Regions from separate parts of the Homo sapiens genome. Here region 1 is linked to region 2. A link is a loop called in an ENCODE intact Hi-C map of the cell type or tissue named here. Cell type or tissue: gastrocnemius medialis. All regions are shown on one strand. Each heading gives the region's core, and the rest is flanking DNA. Links, peaks and the distances in the headings are about the cores only. Region 1 has its middle 13 kb from the start of FYCO1. Region 2 has its middle 52 kb from the start of XCR1.

Region 1 (8,510 bases), core at 3,340-5,839, 71 kb after region 2:
GTGGAAAGGTCACTGAATTTGGAGTCTGAAAACCAAAATCGTCCCAGCTCTGCCACTAGCTGGCTGGGGGGCACTTTCTGAAATAGCGATGATGAAAATGATGATGATAGTGGTGGTGGTGGGGGTGGTGGTGATAGTGACAATAATGATGACAGTGGTGGTGATGGCGATAATGATGACGGTGCTGCTGCTGATGATGATATGACAATGTAGCCAGCAATTATTCAGCAGAAACTTTATATCAGGCACCATGGTAGAGGGCTTGGATTGCCTTAGCTCATTTAATGCTCCCAAAACTATTTGGAATTGCTGTTACTGCCCCTTCTTCTAGATGAGGATGGTAAAGCATGGAGGGATTAAACAAATTATCCAAAGTCACATAGTCAGGACTCAAACCTAAGCTTTCAACTAGCACTGTGCCTCCTTTCATAACCCTATTGACATTTCTAGACCTTAGTTTGTTCATCTGCAATACAAGGAATTAGATCAGAGGGTTTTTACCAGGAGTACATGACAGTATCACCTGGAAAGGTACTTAAAACTACAGATGCCCTGACCCTGTCTAGACCTACTAAATCAGAATGCTGCAGAGGGTAAGGCTCCAGGACATGTATTTTTTGTTAAGCCTGGATGGGCCCAGGCAACTATATATTTAAGTACCTTCATCAGAAGTGATTCTGATGACCCCAATGAGAGCCAGTGAACCAACATACTGACACTGGTCCCTTCTGTCTCCTCTGGTTTTCATCTGCATGTGCCAGCGTGTTTCCTGGAACACTAATCCTTAACATGGTTCATGACCAGGGGTTCCTGGGGTGATTCAGTTGTAGAAATACCATCATCTCCCTTTTCTCCATTGTGGAGACTCCCAGCGCTGCCTGAGGCTACTTCATGAGGAGGGGTGACCAGAGAGTGGTGATGCCAAGCCCCACCTGCTACTCCGCTTGACTCAGCCTCTCACAGAGATGCTGTCAATGTGAGCTGAGGACCATGGCTGCTGAGCTTTTCCACCCAGTCTTCTCAGGAAGTCACCTCTCCACTGTCCCTCTGCCAGGACACTGCAATGAGTTTTCTCCAGTTTCCTCCTGCAACTCCAGCTTATGCTGTCTCCCTCAGGCCATTGCCTCCTTCCATCAGTGTGGCTTGGAGGGACTGGGACAAGGATGAAGGAAGAGGGACTCATCCTTCTCGTTGCCACTCTATCCCAAGCCCGACCTCTTTTTTTGAGAGAAAATCTCACTCTGTCACCCAGGCTGAAGTGCAGTGGTGCAATCTCAGCTCACTGCAACCTCCGCCTCCCAGGTTCAAGTGATTCTCGTGACTCAGCCTCCCAAGTAGCTAGGATTACAGGCGCCCGCCACCACATCCAGCTAATTTTTGTATTTTTAATAGAGATGGGGTTTCACCATGTTGGCCAGGCTGATCTCAAACTCCTGACCTCAAGTGATCCACCCACCTTGGCCTCCCAAAGTGAGTTATAATTTCTAATCTTGTGGCTAATTTGTGAGTTTTACAAAGGCAGTCTGATCCCCAGGCAAGGAGGGGGTTTGTTCTGGGGAGGAGCTCTTAATATCTTTGTTTCAAAGTTAAACTGTAAACTAAATTCTTTCCAAAGTTAGCTTGACCCATGCCCAGGAATGAACAAGGGCAGCTTGAAGATTAGAAGCAAGATGGAGTCAGTTAGGTTAGATCTCTTTCACTGTCTAATTTTCTCACTGTAATAATTTTTGCAAAGATGATTTCAAATTATTTTCATTTCCTTCATGATAAAGTAGTCAAAAGCATAGAAACAGAAAGTAGTAAGGTGGTTACCAAGGACTTGGGGGTGGAGGAGCTAGTGTCTAATGAGTATTGAGTTTCAGTGTTGTGAGATGAAAAAGTTCTAGAGATCTGTTGCACAATAATGTGAATATACTCAACATTACTGAACTGTACACTTAAAATGATTACGATAATAAATTTATTTTGTTAGATAATAAATTCAATGTTACATGTTTTTACTATAATAAAAACAATTTTTTTTTTTTTTTGAGACGGAATCTCACTCTGTCACCCAGGCTGGAGTGCAGTGGTGCGATCTCGGCTCACTGCAAGTCCGCCTCCCGGGTTCACGCCATTCTCCTGCCTCAGCCTCCCGAGTAGCTGGGACTACAGGCGCCCGCCACCATTCCCAGCTAATTTGTTTTGCATTTTTAGTATAGACGGGGTTTCACCATGTTAGCCAGGATGGTCTCAATCTCCTGACCTCATGATCTGCCCGCCTTGGCCTCCCAAAGTGCTGGGATTATAGGTGTGAGCCACCGCACCCAGCCAATAAAAACAATTTTTTAAAGGGATCTGAGATCAAACTGAAAGTCATTGCTTTAAACCAATCGTATGTTGATGACACCCACATTTATATCTGCCACAGCTCAAACCTCTCCCCTGCATGTGGGCTCATGCATCTTGGTCAGAGGTGTCCTAACCAGAGTGATTCCATCTTTAATAAAGCTGGGATAAAGCCAAACCTGCTGAGTTACATTCCCAGGGAGCTGGGCACTCTTGGTCACAAGATGTTTATGGTTGAGGGAATGAGTTAATAGTGTTAACTAACTAAATAAAGACCCAGAACTTATGGAAACGTCCCAGTACTTTAAGAAGAAAAAGGATTTTTAGTTTAAGAACAGGTTTTGCTTTAAAGATAATAGTAACAGGAAAGTAACAATACTAATAGACTGTTACAAGCTGATCACAGGCCTTTGTGATAGAGTACACTATTCTTAATAACTTAGATAAGCCAGCACTACGTTTAAGGTAGTGCATTCCTCCTCTTGCTTTCTGAGGACGCCCTACTTTGTAATTGAGTAGCCTCTAATAAACTTAACTTCAATATATTCTGTGACTCGCCCTGAATTCTTTCCTGTGCAAGATCCAAGAGCCCACTCTTGGGGTCTGGGACAAGACCCCTTTTCTGGTGATAGCTTCTGCCTGCCGGACACCTCCACTTGGATGTCTAATCAGCATCTGAAATCTATGTCTAAAACCCAGCTCTTGACCTGCCCCCTACATACAACCCTACATCTGCTTCTACAGTCTTCACCATTTCTGCTTTTGCTAATTCAATTCTTCCATTGGCCAAAAAGCTAGGAATCATCTTTGGTTCCTTTCTTTCTCTCAGTGTTTATGACCAGTTCATGACTGAATCTTCTCAGCTCTACCTTTTAATCCAACCACTTCTCACCCCTATCTCTTCTGTGACCAACCGCACTGACTCACCTGCACTCTCATAAGTGGCTCCCTGCTTCTTCCCTTGCCCCTACAGTCTATTCTCCTCCGGCCACACTGGCCTCCTTGTGGCTCCTCAAACACACGAGGCCCAGGTCTTGACTCAGAGCCTTTGTGCTGGTTGTTCTTTTTGCCTAAAATTATTTCTCCAGTTATCCCCAAGGCTCACTCCATATCCATCTCACCATGTGGCCTTCCTCATGGCATGACTGTCTCAGGGTAGTCAGATTTCTTTTTTTTTTTAGACGGAGTCTCACTCTGTCACCCAGGCTGGAGTGCAGTGGCATGATCTCAGCTCACTGCAAGCTCCGCCTCCCGGGTTCACGCCATTCGCCATTCTCCTCCCTCAGACTCCTGCGTAGCTGGGACTACAGGCGCTTGCCATCACACCCGGCTAATTTTTTTTTTTTTTTTGTATTTTTAGTAGAGACAGGGTTTCACCGTGTTAGCCAGGATGGTCTCGATCTCTTGACCTTGTGATCCGCCCCCCTCAGCCTCCCAAAGTGCCGGGATTACATGTGTGAGCCACCACGCCCGGCGGGTAGTCAGACTTCTTACGTGAAAGTTCAAAACTCCAACTACATCATTTTTCGTGACTCAGCCTTGGAAAACACAGTGTTGCTTCTGCATTCTGTATTGGTGGAAGCAGTCGCCAGCGACTCAGGATCAAGTTGAGGGGAATTAGACTCCGCCTCTTGATGGGAGAGTGGCAAGGTCACATTGTGGAAAAACACAAGGGATGGGAAATCGTGTTGTGACCGTCTTTGGAAAATACAATCTGACACAGTTCACTTTTCCCAGTCCACTTTTAGCAGATTTCTATTTCAGATACCATTTCTGCCTAACAAATTATCCTGAAACTTAGCAGCTTAAAGCTATCATTTTATTTGTTTATTGCTCACGGATTTTGTGGGTCAGGAATACAGGAAGGGCTCAGCAGGGCAGTTCCCACCTAGGATCACTTACACGGTTGCAGTCAGATGTCGGCTGAAGCTGCCATCATTTCATGGCTTGACTGGGTAGGACGTCCAAGATGGTGCAATCACACGGCTGGCAGGTGACACTGGTGTCAGCTAGAAGCTCCACTGGGCTATAGATGTGGACTCTCCAGCAGGGAGTTCTCAGTGAATCAGATTTCTTACATAGCATCTGGCTCCCACAGAGAACAATCCCAAGGCAACCAGATGGAGACTGCACTGTCTATTCCCACCTAGCCTCAGAAGTTCCATAGCATCACTTGCTGCGTTCTTTAGGTTACAAGCAATTCACAAAGGTCAGCCAAGATTCAAGGGGAGAAGACATAGAATCCTCCCACCCACCACCACTACCTCTGGGTGAGAGTAATGTCAAAGACATGCTTATGAACATGTTTTAAAATTGCCATACTCATCTCCTTCAAGTTTGCTAAAATGTCACCTTCTCTTTTTTGTTTTTTTAGTTTTTGAACATTAAAAAAAAATAGAGACAGGGTCTTGCTATGTTTCCTAGGCTGGTCTTGAACTCCTGAACTCAAATGATCCTCCCACCTAGGCCTACCAAAGTGCTAGGATTACAGGTGTGAGCCACCATGCCCAGCCAAAATGTCACATTCTAAGAGAGACTTTTTCTTCCCACCCAACCCCCGATCCCAGCCTTGCAATTCCTTTTCCATGGTTTCTTTTTCCCCCATAGTATCTGTCACCTTCTAACTTAACATTTAAATTCTCTTTATCATGCTTATTGTCTCCCTCCTCTAGAATATAAGTTCCATGAGAACAGAGATTTTTGTCCATTCAGTCCACTGCTGAAGCCCAGGCATCTAAGCCAGGAGTCAGCAAATGGCCATATCTGACCTGCTGCTGTTTTTTTTAAATAAAGTTATGTTGAAACACAGCCATGTCCATTCACCTATGTATTGTCTATGGCTGCTTTTGCACCATAATGACAGACTTAAGCAGTTGCAACTGAGACCATATGAGCCACAAAGTTTAAAATATTTACTTCTGGCTCTTTACATATAAATTTTGTCAACCCCTGATCCAGAATAATACCTGGAGTGCTCCATAAATATTTATTGATGAATAAATAGCTGTGATTTAACCAAATACAACTTTTCTATTACCAAACAGTTTCTATTACCAAACTCTGTTTTTGTTTTTAAGTATAAAACAGAGAATGGGCACAAAGAGGCCCATTTCAGTGTTTTTTCCCAAAATAAAGAAACATTTTGCCCAAAGGTGAATTGAAGTCCCCATCCCTTACAAGATAAACTGCTCACAAGTATGAAATGGCAAATCTCCAGCTGCAATTGCTTCCTGGACTCCTGGAAGCAACTGCAACCAGGGGCTCATTTTTAAACATTTGGAGGTTCCCCAGAGTCCTGTGGTATGGACTTTGTTTTTTGTCTTCATCCAATCCTGTTTTCAAAACTTATTTGACCACAGGGTCTAATATTGTTGATGAAACACTCTTTACTATCTCAGGGAACTACTTGACTCATGGAGAGAGTGACTGTGATATTATGCAATAGATATTTGGTCTTCATCCCCATTTCCTGGCATACAACTCCTAAAATTCTTGGAATCTTCCAAGTGCTATGTTTTTTGTATGCTAATGTTGACTTGTTAGTAATGCCGAATCTGCATGGGTCTGCAGCAACTCGATTCTGACCTCCTCAAAGGAAAGAATTCAACTGAGGGGCATAAGGCAGAGGGAGAAACAGAGGCAAGTTTTAGAGCAGGAGTGAAAGGAAGTAAAATACACTTGGAAGAGGGCCAAGTGGGTGACCTGAGAGATCCAAGTGCCCCATCTGGCCCTTGACTTGGGGTTTTATACGTTGGCATGCTTCTGGGGTTTTGCATCTCTCTTCTTTGATTTTTTCCTTCAGGACAGCTTGTCCTCAGTACACTGGCCTGCCAGCACTTGGGAGGGGCTGCATGCGCAGTGTGTTTAGGAAGTTGTACATATGCTCACTTGAGGCGTTTTTCCCTTACCAACTGAGTGTTCTTAGGTGAAGGTCATCTACCAGTTAAACTCCACCATTTTGCTGCTTAGTGTGCATGCTTCAGCCCATTTTCCCCAATTCCTGAGATCTTACTGGGAAGCCACTGATCACCAGCTTCAAGTGTTTTCTGTCTATTGGGAGACTGTCTAGTTGCCAGCTGCAACTAATTACTATTTTAGAGAGACAGTTTGACAACTGCCTGACCATCATCGGAGAGTTGCCTGACCATCATCGGAGAGTTGCCTGACATTCCTGGTGGGGAGGAGGGCCCCCTTGTGCCCTGCTCATGTCTGCCTAACTACCTACTCTAACATTTCCCCCCTAAAGAGTCCAAGACCCAATTCTTTGGGAAAATGGACGAAGAACAGTCTTCTGTAACTGCTTCCTGCTGACAGAGGGGCAGTGGTGGTTGTTCTGTGGTTCTTGGCCTCTTGTTAGCTGTCAGGGCAGGTGGCTCCATGGGTTGGAGTTGAGTTTCACTCAGCTCCTGTAGCATTTGGGAAGCTGAGTGAAGTCCATCTGCCAGTCCTCCCCAGGGTATGTGCCTCTCCTTTGGATTGCACTTATTAATGGAGGGGGCTTCTCTCTCAGAGGATTATTTATGGTGCACAAGGTGCAGGCTTGACAAATCTGTTGAATAGTTTTATTTAGTGCCTTCCTGCTAAACGCCCATTTACAAATTTGCCCTAGTCTGTCCTTTCCAAGGCGGCAGGAGTTGTGGAAACTCTTGATGACTTTCTTTGGGAGGCTTTAGGTAGATAGAGAAGCCCTCCCAACCTGTACCAACCACTGATTTCTTCCTTATACCCACGTTGGGTGGCCCAATCTATTTCTTCCTTAGTGTACTGGAAAGGGGGCAGTTCACTGGTGGGAGAGGGGAGCGAGGCCTCCATGAAGGTATTTTTTGAGACGGCTGCCTCTTTAGCTTTTTGGTCAGCTAACCGTTTTCCTCATGCAGTTTCATCAGAACCCTTCTGGTGTCCTCTACAGTGCACTACTGCCACTTCCCAGGGCAAATGAACAGCCTCTAGGAGCTCTAAGATTTGAGGCCCATACTTAATAGGAGTATCCCAAGCTGTTAGGTACCCCCCTTTCCTTTCAGATAGCCACATGGACATGAGACACCAGAAAGGCGTATTTAAAATCTGTATACATGGTTATTCTTTTTCTTTCCCTAGTTTTAGGGCTCTGGTTAGTGCAATGAGTTTGGCTACTTGCACTGAGGTCCCCGGGGACAGAGCTTTAGCCTCCAGAACTAGATGAAGGGACACTATAGTGTACCCTGCATATCTAGTTCCATTCCAGACAAAACTACTTTAATCTGAAAACCATATTTCGTCCGGATTATCTAGGGGCTGATTCTTTGAGTCTTCCCAGCTGGCATAAATTTGGTTAAGTATCTCACAACATGAATGTGTTGAGTTATAGTCTCCTCGTAGTGGCAGTAAGGAGGCTGGGTGAAGGGTGGAATACCACTCAACTGTTACCTGTTGGTTTTCTAACAACAAGACTTGGTACTTTAGCAGTCTGTTATCAGTGTGCCATTATGGCACTTTTATGTTCAATAAGGGGCCTACTTGCTGGAATGTCAGGAGTCGGACTGACAGTCCCATGGTGATTTTAAGGGCCTCCTCAAGTAGGATGGCCACTGCAACAAGTGTGACCACACTTGCACTACTGGGTCTAGGTTCTTTAAAAATAATTCTAGGAGAAGTACCTCCAGATACTCAGTTGTTTTCAGTCTTAGACCTCAAAGACACTTTCTTTCGTATCTCCCTAGACTCATCCTCCCAATTTTATTTGCATTTGAGTAGGAGAATAAGAAAGCAAGGCATCAACAGCTCACCTGGACAGTGCTTCCACAAGGTTTCACAGATAGTTCCCATTTGTTTGGGCAAGCCTTGGCTAGAGATTTGCAGGACCTGACTCTTGAGGTGGGGCAGATGGCTCCTACAGCCTACCGGATGTTTGATTGGCTCGATGGTTTGACTTAGAACTCCTAGGGCTACACCTTGCCTTTCAGTGACAAAAAGCTGAAATGGATTGGTTAGTGTGAGTAGCCCAAGGTCTGGGGCTTGTAAGAGGGCAGTTTTTAGCTGTATAAAGTCTTGCTCCTGATCATTTACCCAAAGAAGTGGGTGCCTATCAGTCCTTTCTTTTAGAGCCTGATATAAGTACTGAACAATCCCACCATGTCCCAGTATCCAAACTCTGCAATATCCTGTGATCCCTAGAAAGGCCTGATGCTGCTTTTGGGTGGCTG
Region 2 (8,510 bases), core at 3,518-6,017:
ATGCACATAGGATTAGAACCAAAAAGAGAATTTTTATGCCAGAATGAAAAAGGAATCTAGTCTGTTAAGAGTCAACTAAAAACCTCCTGAAGAAAATTAAATCTCAGTTTTTCTTTAGAGACCTGTAGTCAAGCAGCTTCTTCCCTGATTTTTCCTAGGTGAGTTTCTACTTCATGGGAAATACTTATGTATATACAACAAGAGGTATTTGCCACCACATATCCACCTCCTTGCTCAGCTAATATAGAATCTAAAGCAATGTGATTGTCTAGCACAACCTTAGTCAGTAAATCTGTAGCTTTTTGTTGAGCTGTGATGGAGACAGCAGTTTCATCAGCAATGTTTCCTAGGGTTTTAGAAGGATTTTAGATCATGTGTTCATGGGAAGTTACATCCAACAAAGGCAAAAGTATTCTCAAAGAAAAAAAAATGCATGGAGCTATCTTCTTGATGGCCAGCCAGATAATTAGCACATTTTCTCTAAATAGAATCTCCATCTAAGGTAGATCTGCAGTCATGCCTAGAGAAAAGTTTGAGGGAACTAGTCCAGTGCTGAGTTTCTTCAGAGCTGTATATAGAGAGAAGGGTAACGAAATATCCTAAGACATATTGCCCTTCAACATTCCATGCTCTTAGACACTTACAGGACCATGGCTGGTGATTTTCTCCACAGACTATAATAAATCCTGGTGGAGCACAGATAAGTACACTATAATTTAAGAACATCAGTTTTGAGGCATTACTGGATCAATGGGTCAGAAATGTTAAAGCAAGAAGACAGGATCCTGATAGCTGGAGGGGCTGTTTTCTTTGGATTTTCTAACAACATCATGGATTTTAGTACTGTCATTAGTGAGTAACGCAGCAGTGATTTTTGACAAAAGAATTCTGATGAGTTACATTGAAACATAGGACAAACAGGTTAGGATGAGTCAGGCAGACCTGATTAACAGGTTTGCTTTTATGTGGCCCTGAGTTGTGTTACAAGTGCTATCATGAACACTGGTGAAATTTAGGGCAGAATGTACCAGTGGGTCATTGTGGTCAAAAGTAGTTTTTGGTTTAGGGTAGCAAACCCAGCATCTCTTCAGATTTCCAGCAGTGGCAATGGTGTGTGGGATTCTGATCAGAGAATTATCCCTCCATGCTACAGTCAAATTTATCAGGGACGGCAAAAACAGAAACCTAGGCCAGGTGCAGTGGCTAATGCCTGTAATCCCAGCACTTTGAGAGGCCGAGGTGGGAGAATTACTTAAGGCCAGGAGTTTGAGACCAGTGTGGTCAACATAGCAAGACCCTTCTCTACAATTTTTTTTTTAATTAGCTGGGTGTGGTGGTGCACTTCTGTTGCCCCAGCTACTCGGGAAGCTGAGTCGGGAGGATTGCTTGAGCCCAGGAGTTGGAGGCCGCAGTGAGTTATGATCATGTTACTACATTCCAGCATGGGCAACAGAGCAAAACCCCATCTCTAAAAAAAGGAAAAAAAAAAAAAAAAAAAAAAGGAGCCTGATTATAGGCATTTGTTTACATATATCCTAAGAGAATATATGTGTGTGTGTGTGTGTGTGTATGCATGTATATATGCACATATAAATATATATATGATGATTTTACCAAAACAATTTTATCCAAGAGAGGATACTCACAGTATGGAGGCCTAACGCCATAAGTATTCCAGTCAATAGAAAAAGGAGAGCAAATATTTCAGGTGTGGTAGGCATTAGAATCATGAAGAACAAGTTATACAGGCTTGGTCTGGTATCTTGGGTGAAAACAGGTGACCACAAATGTCAGCTACTTTCCATTCTGGTCAGGAAGACTGCAAGTCAATTCCACTAAGATCTCCCATGATGAAAGACGTCCCCTCAGGTAGGGTTGTCTTTTTAAAATGAGAAATATGAATCTATGCATCAATGCCTTTAAGTTTAGTGGCACAGGGATTGGCCAATAGTACCTGATATGGTCCCTTCCCACTGGGTGAGAAGGAATCTTTTATTCGACATCCTTTCCAGTAATCAAAATCTCCACATATTCTCACTTGTAAGTGGGAGCTAAACATTGGGTACACACGAACATAAAGACGGAAACAAGAGACACAGGGAACTATGAGAAGGGAAAGGAAGGCAGGGAGGCAAGTGCTGAAAAACTAACTATTGGGTACTATGCTCACTACCTGAATGACGGGTTCAACCACACCCCAACCTCGGCATCACACAATATGCCCTTATAACAAAGCTGCATGTGTATCCCCAAATCTAGAATAAGATTTTTAAAAAAAAAAAAGAAAAAAAGAAAAGGAATAGTTGCAAATCACTCTAGTGGGAAATTCACAAAGGGCAAAAATGCTTGCAATGCCAAAACTACTTCACTGGTCTGTCAAATATTAGACATCAGAGACCTTTAAAAAGAAAAAAGAAATCTCCAGTTACAGGCCATGATTTTTGATGATTTCATCTCCCCAGAGCTCTCTGCAGAAGGAACTCTTGATTAATTTTGAGTTCTTAATAAGAAGTATTCTGAGACTGTGGCAGTAATGGAGGATATCACCTTTAAGAAATGCAAGTTCATAAGTTCCTTCATCTAGTCACGTGGGCCTTCCTGTTATTATTTTGAAGAGAGAGAGCTGGTGTTTTCCAAATGGTGTGGATCACAGGCTGAGCAGAACTAATGAGACAGCCTTTGGCCAGGAGAGGTTAAAAACTTCAATTAGTTTGGCCATTGAGTTTTTATTATACCATTGGTGTGTTTCACCAGTCCAGAGGATTGGGGGTTAAAAGCACAATTGGAATATAGGCCAAATGTTGCAAATGGATTGAATTACTTGACCAGTAAAATGTGTTTCTTGGCCGTTCTGGAGCTCAGATGAAACTCCCCATGAAGGAATTATCTTTTCTAATAACAATTTTCTTACTACTTGGACCATGGCTCATTGGCACGGGCAGGTTTCATCCCAATGAGAAAACACATAAATTAGCACCAGAACATATCTATAACCCTGAGACAGGGGCAGCTGGATAAAGTCCAATTGCCATATATCAAAGGGTCCTAAAGGTAAAGGAAAATGTCCCTGTAACCTATGAAGGAGTTTTCCAGGATTATGTTTGGGACAAACCATCAGCAAGAATAAACAAGAGGGGATGGTTTCCAATAATATTGCTTTCCCCAAGCTGTCGTTTCATCTGGATTCCAATGAGTCAGCTCATAAACACATCATTTAAAGGGTAATTGAAGCCCTAAGGGAAAGATTGGTCTATCATTAAGTCCACATCATAAGCCTGTTTCTGGGGAAAACTTGGTTCCTTTATCTTTCCTGAGGTCGATTTCCTTCTTGAGAGCTCCTGTTTGTGCTGCTTCTAATAAAGTTCTTGTTTGTTTGTTTGGCAGGGGGGCTGGGGTTTTTTGTTGTTTTTGTTTTTGAGACAGGGTCTCGCTTTGTCACTCAGGCTGGAGTGCAGTGGCACAATCTCAGCTCACTGCAACCTCCGCCTCCCTAGTTCAAAAGATTCTCATGCCTCAGCCTCCCAAGTAGCTGGGATTACAGATGTGAGCCACCATGCTTGGCCAAAGTTTTAAATGGGTAATAAGTCTGTAAGGACATTTCAAGGTATCTATTGTCTGATGTAACCTTCAGGACTGCATTCTTAGCGGCATTGTCAGTGAAATGATTGCCTTTGCTCTCTGGAGTATCTAATTTGGCATGACCAGGAATTTTTATATTTTTATGAGATTTCAGTTGGGGACTGCTTCCAAGAGGTTGGAGACTTGTTGGCTTTTTTTTTCTTTTTTTTTTTTTGAGACAAGGACTTGTTCTGTTGCCCAGGCCAGAGTACAGTGGCACGATTATAGGTGATCTTGGAGGCTAGCATCAGGCATTCCATTCCAGAATATTGTTAAAAGGTTTTTTTTTTAACTGTTCAAAATAATTAAGCACAAATTCATCTGGCCTTTGAGTATATTGTTGAATTATCTTCCACTCTACATTTGAGGAAAGACCCAGGAAATGGCATCACAGAGAGACTTGGCTAAAGTGTGGATCTTCTCATGGTCAGCTTCTGTTTGTTTTTCCAAATCCTCTGAGGGATTTTTCCAGATTGCCTTTTTTGCCATTCAGTGGCCCTGCCTTCTCATACCAGCATGTGAACTAATTGATAAAGGTCAGAATATCTGGGCTTATAAGTCTGGACAATTAAAGCAGATTGTTCTGCAAACCCTATGGGATCTTGGAGCAGGTCAGGGAAGTCTTTTATAATATTCTTCAGTTCAGTTTTTGTCCAAGGGGTATACATAATAGTGGTCTCACCTCTTGCTGTGGTTTTACCTGAAAAGGGGCTGCCAAAATGGGGTTTCAGGGAGGGGGTTCAAGTTCTAGGGAATTTCCTAAGGTGGTAGTGGGAGGGAAGGAAGGGCAGGACAGGGGACTTGAGATAAGAGAGGATATAAAGGTGCAGGGGTAGGATGAGGAGAAACAGCTGGAAGTGGAAGGGAGGAGGGCTTCAAAGTCTTTTTAAATTCAGAAATAGATTTAGGATCTTTTTGTTTACCTCTTGGATTGAGGCAATTTTCTCAGAATTTATCTTAAAAAAACTCTAGGTGCCATTGGAAGTAATTATCCTATTTCATGTTCTAAAACCAGCTTTTTTCTCTATTGTGCACACAAATGAATCATTTTGGGCATTTCAAAAGACCCACATTTTGGCCATTGTTGATGATCATCCTGGGCTATATGGGTCCGTTTTCCTAGATATTTACAAGAGGATGTCTCATAAGTGTTGTACATAAAACCAGATGGTGTTTCTAACAATGGTTGTCCCTTAAAAGAGCGCTCAGATTTTCAAGCTTGATTTCCCGTAACTTAGGAACTTCTTAAAAATGACCAAGGCCCAGGATGTGTTTGGGTGGAAGTGTGGTGCTTACGAGCACTGCTCCTCTAGGTGTCACCCAAAAGTCATGAGTTGCTCTCTTACGTTGTCTCAGAATGCCTCTAACCACCAGGTGGCACCAGAGTGCTAAAGGTATGAGCGATCAGTCCCGTATTTTATGCCCATGCAGATGATCGAGTCCCTAAAAAACGTTCTTGTGGTGAGGAATACCCTACGAGCGTCCTTTATATCCTAGACAACAGCCTTGACACCTCTGCAAAGTCTGCAGAGACTCTGCAAACTCTGCAAAGTCTCCAGTCACCTAGAGCACTCCAATTGGTCAAAGTGAGCAACTGCCCTTTCTCCATAGCAAGAGAACTCACTCTCATGCACTTTTCAGTTTAGAACTAATAGGAATTGGTCACAGATGAAACATCCAAGTCTGAATTTCAAACAATAGGAAGCAGCTGCAATTTTAAAAGCGTGCTATGTAAAGCAAAACCACCAATGTCAAATTGCCAATGCCTGGACCCAGACCTCCCTTCCCCAAGGCAGAGGTGAAAAAACGCTGTTCCCCCTACCCTTTTTCTTTTCTGGAACCCAAATCTCCTGCCCATTAGGCACAGATGGAAAACTCCCATTCTAGTAAGGGAGGATCGGAAAACATAGCTCAGGCAAAATCTAGACCTTCAACCAAAAAATGGGAAAGGCCCAGATCTCAGCAGGACTCATACCTTACATTCAACAATTTCTCTCAAAGTCAGAATACAAGAGGTTCCCAGAGCTGGCCAGGCGCTGAGTCTGGGAGGTAAGTCAGATAGTAGAGCCAAGGGGGTTATTCTGAATCCTTCTCATGGCACCAAAAATGCTGACCCCAAAGGAAGAAGATGAGGCACAAAATATATTCATAATTTTGAAGACTTTACTTGAGCCAACATGAGGCCAGCTGCTCAGGACACACTTCCAAGTTGCTTTGGGGAGTGCCGCATCCAGCCTTTGTTGCGAGCAGGCTTTTTAAAAAATAATTTCAACTTTTATTTTAGATTCAGGGGGTTACATGTGCATGTTTGTTACATGGCTATATTGCATGATGCTGAAGTTTGGGGTACAAATGATGCCATCAGCCAGGTAGCGACCATGGTACCCAATAGGTGGTTTTTCAGTCTTTGCCCCTTTCCTTCTCTCCCCACTCTAATAGTCCCCAATGTGTGTTGTTCCCAGCTTTATGTCCCTGTGTGCCTAATGTTTAGCTCTCACTTATAAGTGAGAACGTGCGGTATTTGGTATTCTGTTCCTGTGTTAATTCACTTAGAATAATTGTCTCCAGCTGCATCCATTCAGGCAGGTTTTTAAAGACAAAAAGTGAGCAAGGAGTGGACTGATACAAAGCTATTTGACAGGAATTCTCATTGGTTTGCAGAAATAACATTGATTAGTGATTGGCTTTATGTTGTTGAGCTACAGCAGTGGTCCCCAAAATTTTGGCACCAGGGACGAGTTTCATGGAAGACAATTTTTCCACAGACCTAGGAGGAGTAGGGGAGATGGTTTGGGGATGAAGCAAGTGCATTACATTTATTGTGCACTTTATTTCTATTATTGTTACATTGTAATATATAATGAAATACATGACTCACCATAATGTAGAATCAGTAAGAGCCCTGAGCTTGTTTTCCTGCAACTAGATGGTCCCATCTGGAGGTGATGGGAGACAGTGGCAGATCATTAGGAATTAGATTTTCGTAAGGAGCATGCAACCTAGGTCCCTCGCATGCACAGTTCACAATAGGGTTTGCACTTCTATGAGAATCTAATACTGCTGCTGATCTGACAGGAGGAGGACCTCCGGTGGTAATACTAGAAATGGGTAGCAGCAGATAAAGTTTTGCTCACTTGCCTGCCCACTGCTTACCTCCTGCTGTGCAGCCTAGTTCCTAACTGGTCTGCGTCCCAGAGGTTGAGGACCCCTGAGCTAGAGGATATGAGTTGTGGCATCCATGATTATGGTATATGGCATTTTATAGCTACGTGGCATCAGTTAGTCCAGAGCCCACAGCAAGTGGCTTCAAGAGGTAACTACTTAGCTCAAGCAGGGACTGAGATGTGACAGCTTTTTACTCCAAAGCCTTTCTGGGCTGGATATATTAAAGGGGTTTGTATTCCTCACATAAAAAGTTTCTTTTCTCTCTCAGTGCTCACACAGGGGTCAGCTTTACCCCAGTGAGATGAAATTCAAGTGCAATCCTTGACTTCTCCTATGGCAAGTCCAAGTATTCTTTCCTCAGAAGTGACAATATTACTTCAATAGAGGGCAGTGGCCCACAGCAAATTTCTCTAGCATCTGGAAAGTGAAACTATCAAGAAGGCCAACCTGATAAGGTCAGTTTGGGACCATTGAGGTATAGCCCCTTGTTTTCTATGCCCCAGCATAGAAACTTTCCTCCTTCCCAGGGAAATATGTGAACTAAACAGGAGCCACAATTCTGTCTTTTAACTTTGCTGCTGCTGATTTCAATGATATCCTATTTTTTTTTTTTTTTTCAAAATAATGGCTACCATTTGTTAAGCTTCTACAAAATGGCAATCATTGACCAACATCACATCTAAAGCACTCAACTCTGCAAGATGAGTGTCTTTCTCATTTTACAGCTGAGGAAGCTGAGGCACAAAATATATTAATAATTTTGAAGACTTTACTTGAGCCAATGTGGGGCCAGCTCAGACAAAATATTCAGCCAAGAAGTAGGAACGGCCCAGATTTCAGCAGGACTCATACCTTACATTCAACAATTTCTCTCAAAGCCAGAAGAATACAAGGGGTTCCCAGAGCTGGCCAAGTGCTGAGTGTGGGTGGTATGTCAGATGGTAGAGACAAGGGTATCTTTCAAATTTGCCTAAATTGTAGGACCACATGGAGTAATTGTTTTGCATACAAAATCCAAGTCTCCCCTGGGCAGTGGTTCTTAATCTTAGCTGCTCATGGAATCACTTGGGGCAGGGTTGGAAGGTGACTGTTAAAAAATCTTGGTGGCCCAGGCCAGCACTATCTATCCTGTTGGCTCTTTTTCCTGGAGAACCCTGACTAACACATATGGTGCGTGCTTGGTTTTTAAGAGGCTGCTATACTCTTTTCAGAGTGGCTATGCCATGTTACATTCCCCAAACTAGATAGCAAAGTATGAGATATCTAGATTTTTCCACATCCTTGTCAGAATTTGGTATTGCCACTATTTTTACTGTTTTAACTATTATGATACATATGTGATAATATCTTATCATGGTCTTAATTTGCCTTTCCCTTGTAGCTAGTGACATTGAATATATTTTCATGTGCTCATTTGCCATTTGAAAAATCCTCTTCCATGAAATGTCTCTTCAAGTCATTTCCTATTTTTTAACTGAATTGGTTGTTTTTTGTTTGTTTGTTTTGTTTTCTTTTTAAATGTTGAATTTTGAGGATTCTATATATATTTTAGACATGAGCTATTTGTCTGATATGTGGTTGGAAAATATTTTCTCCCATTCTGGAGATGGTCTTAACAGGGCCTTTTGCAGGGCAAATGTTTTTCATTTTAATAGTTTATCTATTCTTTCTTTTATGTATTATATTTTTGGTGTTATGTCCAAGAACTCTTCACCAAGATTTAGGTC

What was found. Peaks named below come from ENCODE experiments on the same cell type or tissue, not always from the same donor. Only the 100,000 strongest peaks of a DNase experiment are listed, where the experiment ranks them.
Region 1: it touches region 2 in a loop (3-fold over the local background); 25 of 110 quality-filtered maps call a loop at or near these places.

What each region holds. Positions count from the first base shown.
Region 1 is chr3:46,004,074-46,012,583 of GRCh38, reverse strand. No RefSeq gene overlaps it. Among named protein-coding and RNA genes, the nearest start is that of FYCO1, 13 kb to the right of the region's middle. In gastrocnemius medialis, for the core only: no CTCF peak of the experiment used is centred there; a DNase peak (open chromatin) is centred at 4,303; H3K27ac peaks cover 1,499 bases.
Region 2 is chr3:46,075,468-46,083,977 of GRCh38, reverse strand. It overlaps a transcript of XCR1 not described here. Among named protein-coding and RNA genes, the nearest start is that of XCR1, 52 kb to the right of the region's middle. In gastrocnemius medialis, for the core only: CTCF peaks have their summits at 4,777 and 4,983 (motif pointing right); a DNase peak (open chromatin) is centred at 4,957; H3K4me3 peaks cover 398 bases; H3K27ac peaks cover 451 bases.